Linked DNA regions of Mus musculus: regions 1 and 2 are each linked to region 3. The links are chromatin loops, found by intact Hi-C in ENCODE. Cell type or tissue: heart. All regions are shown on one strand.

Region 1 (2,500 bases), 130 kb after region 3:
TCTGTTGACTTAGGCTGAAAGGCTGAAAACGCTTTCATATTGTTGGCATGGGAAAGACCATACAAGCTACTGTTCAAATGTTTTACAGACACGAACTACAACCATTTTGAGGTACAAAGGATTATTTTATTTGTATTTGTCAGGGGGGGGGGGAGTTAAATATGAGATTTTAAAATGAAACATTTTTTAATGTGATCAAAATTGAGAAATGTTTTTAGTAGTTCTTGTAGTTGAGTTTTAAAAGTATATGACACACCTACTATTTTTGCTGCCTATATGATTTTTTGTTTTGTGTTATTTTTATTTGGAGAAATAAAAGGCTGATTTTTTTTTTCTATCCTAAAAATAAATTACATGTTGTCAGGTCTGAAGATAGGATAAATAAACTGCAAGTTAGTACTAAGAAGTAAGATTCCTCCAAACCATTACTTCAATCCAAGGGAACTAACTCTCTCACCATGAAGAGGGGCCAGCAGCCAGCCAGGCCACAGTGAAGATGTTCAGAATATGTAACAGAAGAGAGGAGGTTTGTTGTCTGTCTGTCTGTCTGTGTTTTATGGACAGTGATTGGAAGGAGAAAAATCCGTGCCTTGGGAAAAGGTATCTGCATTTTCTATAGTAGTGGAAGGGGAAACCAGAAACCATCAATTATTGTGTCGGCTATTTCAAAGCACCATCTGTAACATAAACTATAGTTCAACTCTTGAAAAGCAGAGCCTCTGTCAAAGCCCTGGAAGCTGTGTCCCAGAGTCTGCCTTTGGTTTTGAGCATACAAACATTTTTCTAACATTTCAATCACATATTTTAAAATTACAATTTTTTTTCAGATAGACAATTTTAAGCATGCTTTAAAAAATTAAGACCTCTTTTAAAACTGAAAGTTAAACCACATTTATCATGGATACACTATCTCAAAGTGGGCTGTCTAGGTGAGCATTTCTTCTCTTTCTCTCTCTCTCTCTCTCTCTCTCTCTCTCCCTCTCTCTCTCTCTTTCTCTCTCTGCTTTTTTACACTGCAGTTTTAGGCTTGTAAATTCATTTCCCCTGTTATAACAATTAACCTAGCCGTTAATCAGTGGACTTTCATTGTATTTTCTTAATACATGAATCAAGTTGTTTGTCCTCATTTTCCAGTCTTGTTGAAATTTCAACTAATTTCCCATAACACACACACACACACACACACACACTATGGATTGCATTTTAAGATTCTCTCTGGTCTGTTCCCATCAAACAAGTACCTCTGGTAATAAACAGAGTTCATTTAAACATGAGAAATGAGGAAGAATACATTTCCACTAATTGTTTGTAGGTTTTTTACAAGGTAAATAGGAAAACAACAAACAAAGAAAACAAAAACCCAAACTCTCATTTACAGGAAAAAAGAAGGGTGGGCCAGGCAGAGTCCTGATCGGAACAGAAAGCAACATTGGCTTCAGCCTCCCTGGGGACCCGAAGGGTGCCACCTGTTGTTCATACATCCAATCACTACCTTTGGAAAAATGATATTAAGTTTATGTAGTTTGTGATGGACTATGAATGCTGCTTCACTTTCAGCTGATTAACTAGTTTCTGTGAACTATGTTTAAATGATCTTTAAAGAGATTTCAAGTATTCCTCTGGCTGCTTCTGCATCACCACAGCATCTCTGAGCCACCAACCCAATCACTTGAGTTTGATATATACTGCAAAGACTATTAGGTTCTCCTCTGGCTGCTTATTTGAAGTGAGGTGTGTGTGACATTTGTCTCATCCTTCTATGAGGTTAAGTGATTACTGATAGATCATCACCAATGCGGCTGTAAATAATCCACATCCTTCCTTTTCATTAAAAAACAAACTTGAGATTCTCTTTCCCTCACTAATCTGCATTAACCGTGCCTCTGACTGGGAAAGCTAGGCCAACAAAGGTGAGGGGCCTTGCCAAGCAAACATTTTTAGCCATGAGAAGAAACCTCCCTCTTCATGCTTGTATGAAAGGTTTCAGCAGATTAAGATAGGATCACAGAACAGTTGTACTTCTGAGTTTAAGAACAGTAAAGAACACAGTAGCAGTGTTCTTTCTCTAACCTGACCAGCCTCACGTTTCTATGCTCAACTGGTTCCCAAATAAGTCTAATACAATTCCGTTATGAAGAAGTTAAGGAATGCCTGCACTGCACAGGAGACAAGATAGGAAGGTGACACTGGAACAGGTAGATGCAGGCACACTCAATTTCTTGTTTCCATTTGGAATTACTTACTCTTGTCCAAAGGCCAATTATCAGCAAATGACATTAAGTAGACACCAGAATAGCAAACATTCAACTCCACAGAAATGCACTTAAAACAGGCCTTAGTAGGTTCTAAATGGATTAGTAGGTTCTAAAGAGACAATAGGATACCTCAAGAGCATGTGTGTGCCCACGGCCTGCTAACACAGCAAAGAATACCAGCAGACCTTCACAGCTGCTTGTGGCAGTAGTCATCTGGTCTAGATGCCTGGCATTATGGAAGACAC
Region 2 (2,500 bases), 66 kb after region 3:
AGTTACGTCATTGAGGCTATGCACAATCCAGAGGGACTCAAGGGGCTGCACTGTAAACTGTTACAATAAATATTAATGAACATCATGCCTGATAAAGCCTGCAGTCTGTACACATGCACCCACACAAAACGGGACTTTTCACCTTATATGGCTACTTTTCAAGACTGACTCTTTCTTCATTCCACTTTGTTGGCCTGCCAAACACAGAGTACATTTACTTTAAAAACACCAATTAAAAATATTAACAACATGAAAATATATAAACTGTGGTTTAGAGCCAAAGGCACATAAATTGACATAGATTCAGATAGAGAGTAAACATGAGAGGAATAACAGAAACGCGTACATCATCCAGAAAGAAGCATGAACAATAGCCCGTGGTGACAGTGATCCATCTTCCTCCTTCCCAGACTCGGCTGACTCCTGCAGTGGATCAGCTGACCGTTAGGAAAGCTTATGGAGTGGGTGGGAAGGGGAGCGGACAGGGCTAGAGTACTGTAAAGATTTGCAAGGCCTGCGGAGGAAAGAGGGAATGCTTCCAGTTCACAGTGCAACCTGGGGCGGCCCTAGAGGCCTCCATTGACCTGTCCAGGAACAGTGCTTCCTTAAGTATCCGAATCCAGGACTTCTCCCTGAGCCTCTCTAACTGAGGCACAGCTGTGGAAAAGGGCTGGGTAAGGAGTTGTAAGATCTAGATCACATTCAAGTCCTGCTACTTGATTTCTTGGAACCTTAGTTTTCCCTTCTGTAAAATGGGTATCTATAGACATCTATACCTCATACTAGTTATTGAGAGGAGTAATTAAAACCGGGTGAGTAAAGTTGATTAGTTGGACGGAAAAAAATCTTTATTGACTTTGCTTGTTGACTGGAAGAAAAAAAAAAAAAACCTAATAAATCTGCCCTGTTTTATTGAGTTACTGTATCTTTTTATTCAATGCTGAAAATGAACTTAACCTGCCTCGTGGTGGAGCCTTGTAATTCTTGTATTACACAATATATATTCTAATATACAATATACACTGTAGACAATTATGAAGGAAGGAGGGAGTCGGGGTGGGGGTGGGGGTGGGAAGAGAGACCAAAGAAATGACTAGGCATATGCACATGTCTTTCTGCCTGTGTGACAGAGGCAGGCCCACGCTGCTATCGCCTCTGTCCCTATGGGAGTGGTGTTCGTCGTATTCTCCGAATAGTGAACATGCTTGGGCTTACGGCCAGAAGACCACAATCCCAGACTCAAGGCTGGTAGGTCTTTTTAAGAATTACATGAGTAATTTCCTTTAATTGTTCTCTACACAATCGCCCCCACACCCTGGGTGCTGATGTGATAATGTGCCATGAGGCCAATCTCACTTTGTGTGTCAGAACATGCCTTTGTTGCCGCTCTTATTTCTCCTGCTATCTCTAAATGGTTATTGCATTTTGATTTAAAGATTAGTAAATATATGATGAAGCCAACAAAATGAATTGGACCTCGATAAAGATTAAATGACTCAGTTCCTCTTCAGAGTGTGTTTAAAATTATAAAGGCAGCATAGAAACTATTTGAACATTTTTACAACGAAATTTTCTAACAGTTGCAAATATATTCCATGTATTTCTGTCACCTTTATAACCTATTTCAGCAGATTATTACTTAAAAATACAGAACAAACACTTATCCTGACATGACAATAAGCTGGTTTATTCTGTGTATGTGTGTATATGGGTGTAGCGTGTGTGTGTGTGTGTTCTGTATGAGTGTACATGTACCTGTGCACTCACATGCAGAGACCAGAGGAAGATATCATGTCCTCTGCGGGACCACTCTCTTCCTTATTCTCTGGCCTTTAAGGCAAGATCTTGCCCTGAACCTAGAACTAGGCTGGTGGTAGCAAGCTTGTCTCTACCCCTTTTACAGTGCTAGAGCTACAGTGAGACAAAAATACCTGCCTTTTAAATATTAATCCATCTCTCTCTCTCGCACACTCTCTCTCTCTCTCTGTGCGAGTGTGCGTGCGTGCGTGCGTGCGTGTGTGTGTGTGTGTCTGTGTGTGTGTGTGTGTGTGTGTGTGTGTCTGTGTCTGTGTGTGTGCGCATGCCTGAGGCCAGAGGAAGACATCAGAGCCCCTGGAATTGGAGCGACAGGCTGCTGTGAGCTACATAACTTAGGTGCTGGGAACTTAACCCTAGTCTTCTGAAAGCAGCAAGTGTTCTTTCTCCCTGAGCCATCTCTCCAGAGCCCTAAAGGCCTTCTCTTATGTGGGTGCGGGAACCAATCCTGGGCCCTCATGTAGTACTCGTGCTTTCTGCTGATGCAATCTCTCTCCAGTCCCAACTGGCTGATCTTACTCACAACATCAATACTGACAAGTTATGCTTTCTGCTACACACATAACCGGCTTACAAACACACTAGCTTCCACTGCCAAAGCATATAGTCAAAACTCCTCCACATGTCTATGCATGGCTTTTGTCTCCATGTCGTTCTTTTGTCTGTCATGTCCCTTCTACCTTTC
Region 3 (2,500 bases):
ATGAAGTAGCAAGAAAAATAATTGGGGGGGGGTGGTTTACTGCAACATGAGGAACTGTACTTAAGGGTCACAGCACGAGGAAAGTTAAGGAGCGATGCCTTAGAGTTTTCTGAGTAGCAAAAGCCTGAGCGAAATGAGAGTCAGGAATAAAGCAGGTTATCTGCAGCTAGGGCTTGGAGGATGCTTTTGCTAAAATGCATCAACTCTCACATGGGCCTGCAGATGCCCAGCGACTAGCAAAAGCACTTTCCTGCAGTTGGTATCAGTGATTTGTATCATTCTCTTGTGACTGTTTTGGATTCCAGGGAGCCACAGATCTGATAAGTGCATCAGCGGTTTTGACAAGGCTCTCTGATTATCCTGAACTAATGATCGATCAGACCTCAGTCTGACTTAAGGCCATTTCTCTATGCATGCTTCTGACCCTCCACTTCAATCCTTTCCTATATAACCCGGGAGTTAATGTCAGTACGCATAGAAGAGGAACCTAGTCCTTTGCCTTTTTACTAGAGTCAGATTGGCTGGCTGTCTTTGCCTTCAATACTTCTATCTCATTAATTGGCATCTTGGGGCTACTTGGTAGTACCTGGTCCAATGGAATTCCTGGAGCTGGAGTGTTTGCCATAAAACTCTTATAATAAAAATCTTTATGTAATCTAACTGGAAGGAACACAAGTAGACGGATTTTGGAAAGACAAAACAAATCTTTTGCAATGGAAAAAAACAGTGTACTAGTCCCCCCCCCCCCCCCGCCCTCCCCCCCCTGTGTGTGTGTGGGGGGGTATAGATAAGGGAGGAGAGAGGAAAGAATAGACTGTTAAAGATGCTTGAAGCAAGGTTTCTTTTGGCTGTGAGGACTGGCCAGCACTTATTTTCCATCCAGGACCTCACTTTCATCACTGCGACTGGACATCCTCCACTGGGTGGTCTGTCACTGATCCTCAGGCCAGGCTGTGGCGACAAGCACACAGGGCACACACAGCCAGCACAGGGTCTGCTGCTCCTTGTCCTCCCTGTTCTGCTCTGTCAGGTCTCGCTACTGACGTACAAGGCTTCGCATTTTTCTGTGGTGAGTGGAGGCTTGTTACATTTGTCCCAGTTCTCAAGACCTGGGGACTCTGGCTTGGTTTCTCATCTTCAGTCCATTTCTTTCCTTGAACTGTCCGCAGGAAACAATCAAGTGTAAAGTCACTTTAAAAGGTTTAATCCTCCTGTTTCAATCCCTTTGTGTGGATGAAACGATAATATAGCAACTGGGTTATCAACTATTTGGCAAAAGGAAAAAAAAAAAAACTCCTTTTGATATTTTCCTCATTTTCTCCATAAAAGGAAAACAAATTCTTCAGTGAATTTAGTATCATCCAGAGGGGTTAGGAATGCATGATTATGTAATCCGGCAAACAGTGTCTAAACCAAACACAGATTATCAATTTCCAAAAACTTAAAATAAAATAGGGTGCCTTAACATTTTCAGTTGGTGCCAGTGGTGAACAGGGATCTGGCAGCATCGGGAGATGTTGGCTAATATTTCATTACGATCATGGTGCTTGCTGGCTGGCTAATGGAGCGCCAGACAACAGAGTCACCTTATCTATTGCTGGCTATTGTTACTGGCTGGTTTACTCACTAGTTTTTTGTTTGTTTGTTTTTTTGTTTGTTTGTTTGTTTTTCAAAGAAGACTCACCGTGAGTAAGCATTTATAGCACTGAGTGCTATAATTATAAAATTTTCTTCATAAGATGACTGTTAGGAGTCGGGGGTCTTCCTAACTTTGATGCTAATCCCATCCCACCTCCCGCCCCCACTGTCATAATTTTGGATCTTGAATATGTAGTTATAATTATATCTAAAGACAAAGTTCTAGGGTTTCTATAAATCTTAAAATATTTTTTTAAAAGGTCAGAGATTTTGATCTTATAGTCAAAGCAATCAAAGGGGAAGAGAAAGGAGACCTACTGTGAACTGCAAGAAGACCTACTGTGAACTGGAAGAAGAGTCCTGAATCAGAGGAAAGACAGGAAAGAGGGTGCTGTAGCTCCTTCTTGTCCAGACTGAGCTACACGCTGGGCCTCTATAGCAAAAGATCCAATTTGCAATCAGGGACAACATGTGGTGAACAGAAGGAAAAAAAAAAAGATACTGAGGAATCAAAGCACAGACAGCTTTCTTTTCTCTGATGTTAGACTTGAAAACATCATGAAGTTTGAAACCACGTAGTAGAGTCCTAAGATACTGTCCCCACTCCCTTCCCCCACCAGCCTGTGTGAACTCACCCCTCCTTCCCCAAACCAACTACATATAACTAATTGTATTTTCTTGGGAAGGCAATTGTTGACTAATGAATCATCTTTCCTGTAATTTTTATTTTTTTTGTAGCCCTAGTTTGGCTAAACTCCCTGGCATTCCTGCTGAGGTATGTAATGGAAAATTTGACCTCACACTTTGCTTTTTTGTAACATCACAAAACACTGATATAACAGGGCTACAAAAAAAAAAAAAA

The links. A loop is a pair of places that touch in the nucleus more often than their neighbours do. Peaks named below come from ENCODE experiments on the same cell type or tissue, not always from the same donor. Only the 100,000 strongest peaks of a DNase experiment are listed, where the experiment ranks them.
Region 1: it touches region 3 in a loop (2.0-fold over the local background); 8 of 42 quality-filtered maps call a loop at or near these places.
Region 2: a loop joins it to region 3, with 2.0 times the contacts of the local background. A loop is called at or near these places in 2 of 42 quality-filtered maps.

What each region holds. Positions count from the first base shown.
Region 1 is chr16:57,550,363-57,552,862 of GRCm38, forward strand. The region is part of intron 1 of Cmss1 (cms small ribosomal subunit 1); the gene reads right to left. The region is part of intron 4 of Filip1l (filamin A interacting protein 1-like); the gene reads left to right. Among named protein-coding and RNA genes, the nearest start is that of Cmss1, 55 kb to the right of the region's middle. In heart, a CTCF peak has its summit at 1,470 (motif pointing left); no DNase peak of the experiment used is centred here; H3K4me3 peaks cover 1,146 bases; H3K27ac peaks cover 117 bases.
Region 2 is chr16:57,484,184-57,486,683 of GRCm38, forward strand. All of the region lies in intron 1 of Cmss1 (cms small ribosomal subunit 1), which reads right to left. The region is part of intron 1 of Filip1l (filamin A interacting protein 1-like); the gene reads left to right. Among named protein-coding and RNA genes, the nearest start is that of Cmss1, 120 kb to the right of the region's middle. In heart, no CTCF peak of the experiment used is centred here; a DNase peak (open chromatin) is centred at 1,218.
Region 3 is chr16:57,418,573-57,421,072 of GRCm38, forward strand. The region is part of intron 1 of Cmss1 (cms small ribosomal subunit 1); the gene reads right to left. The region is part of intron 1 of Filip1l (filamin A interacting protein 1-like); the gene reads left to right. Among named protein-coding and RNA genes, the nearest start is that of Filip1l, 67 kb to the left of the region's middle. In heart, no CTCF peak of the experiment used is centred here; DNase peaks (open chromatin) are centred at 989 and 2,259; H3K27ac peaks cover 925 bases.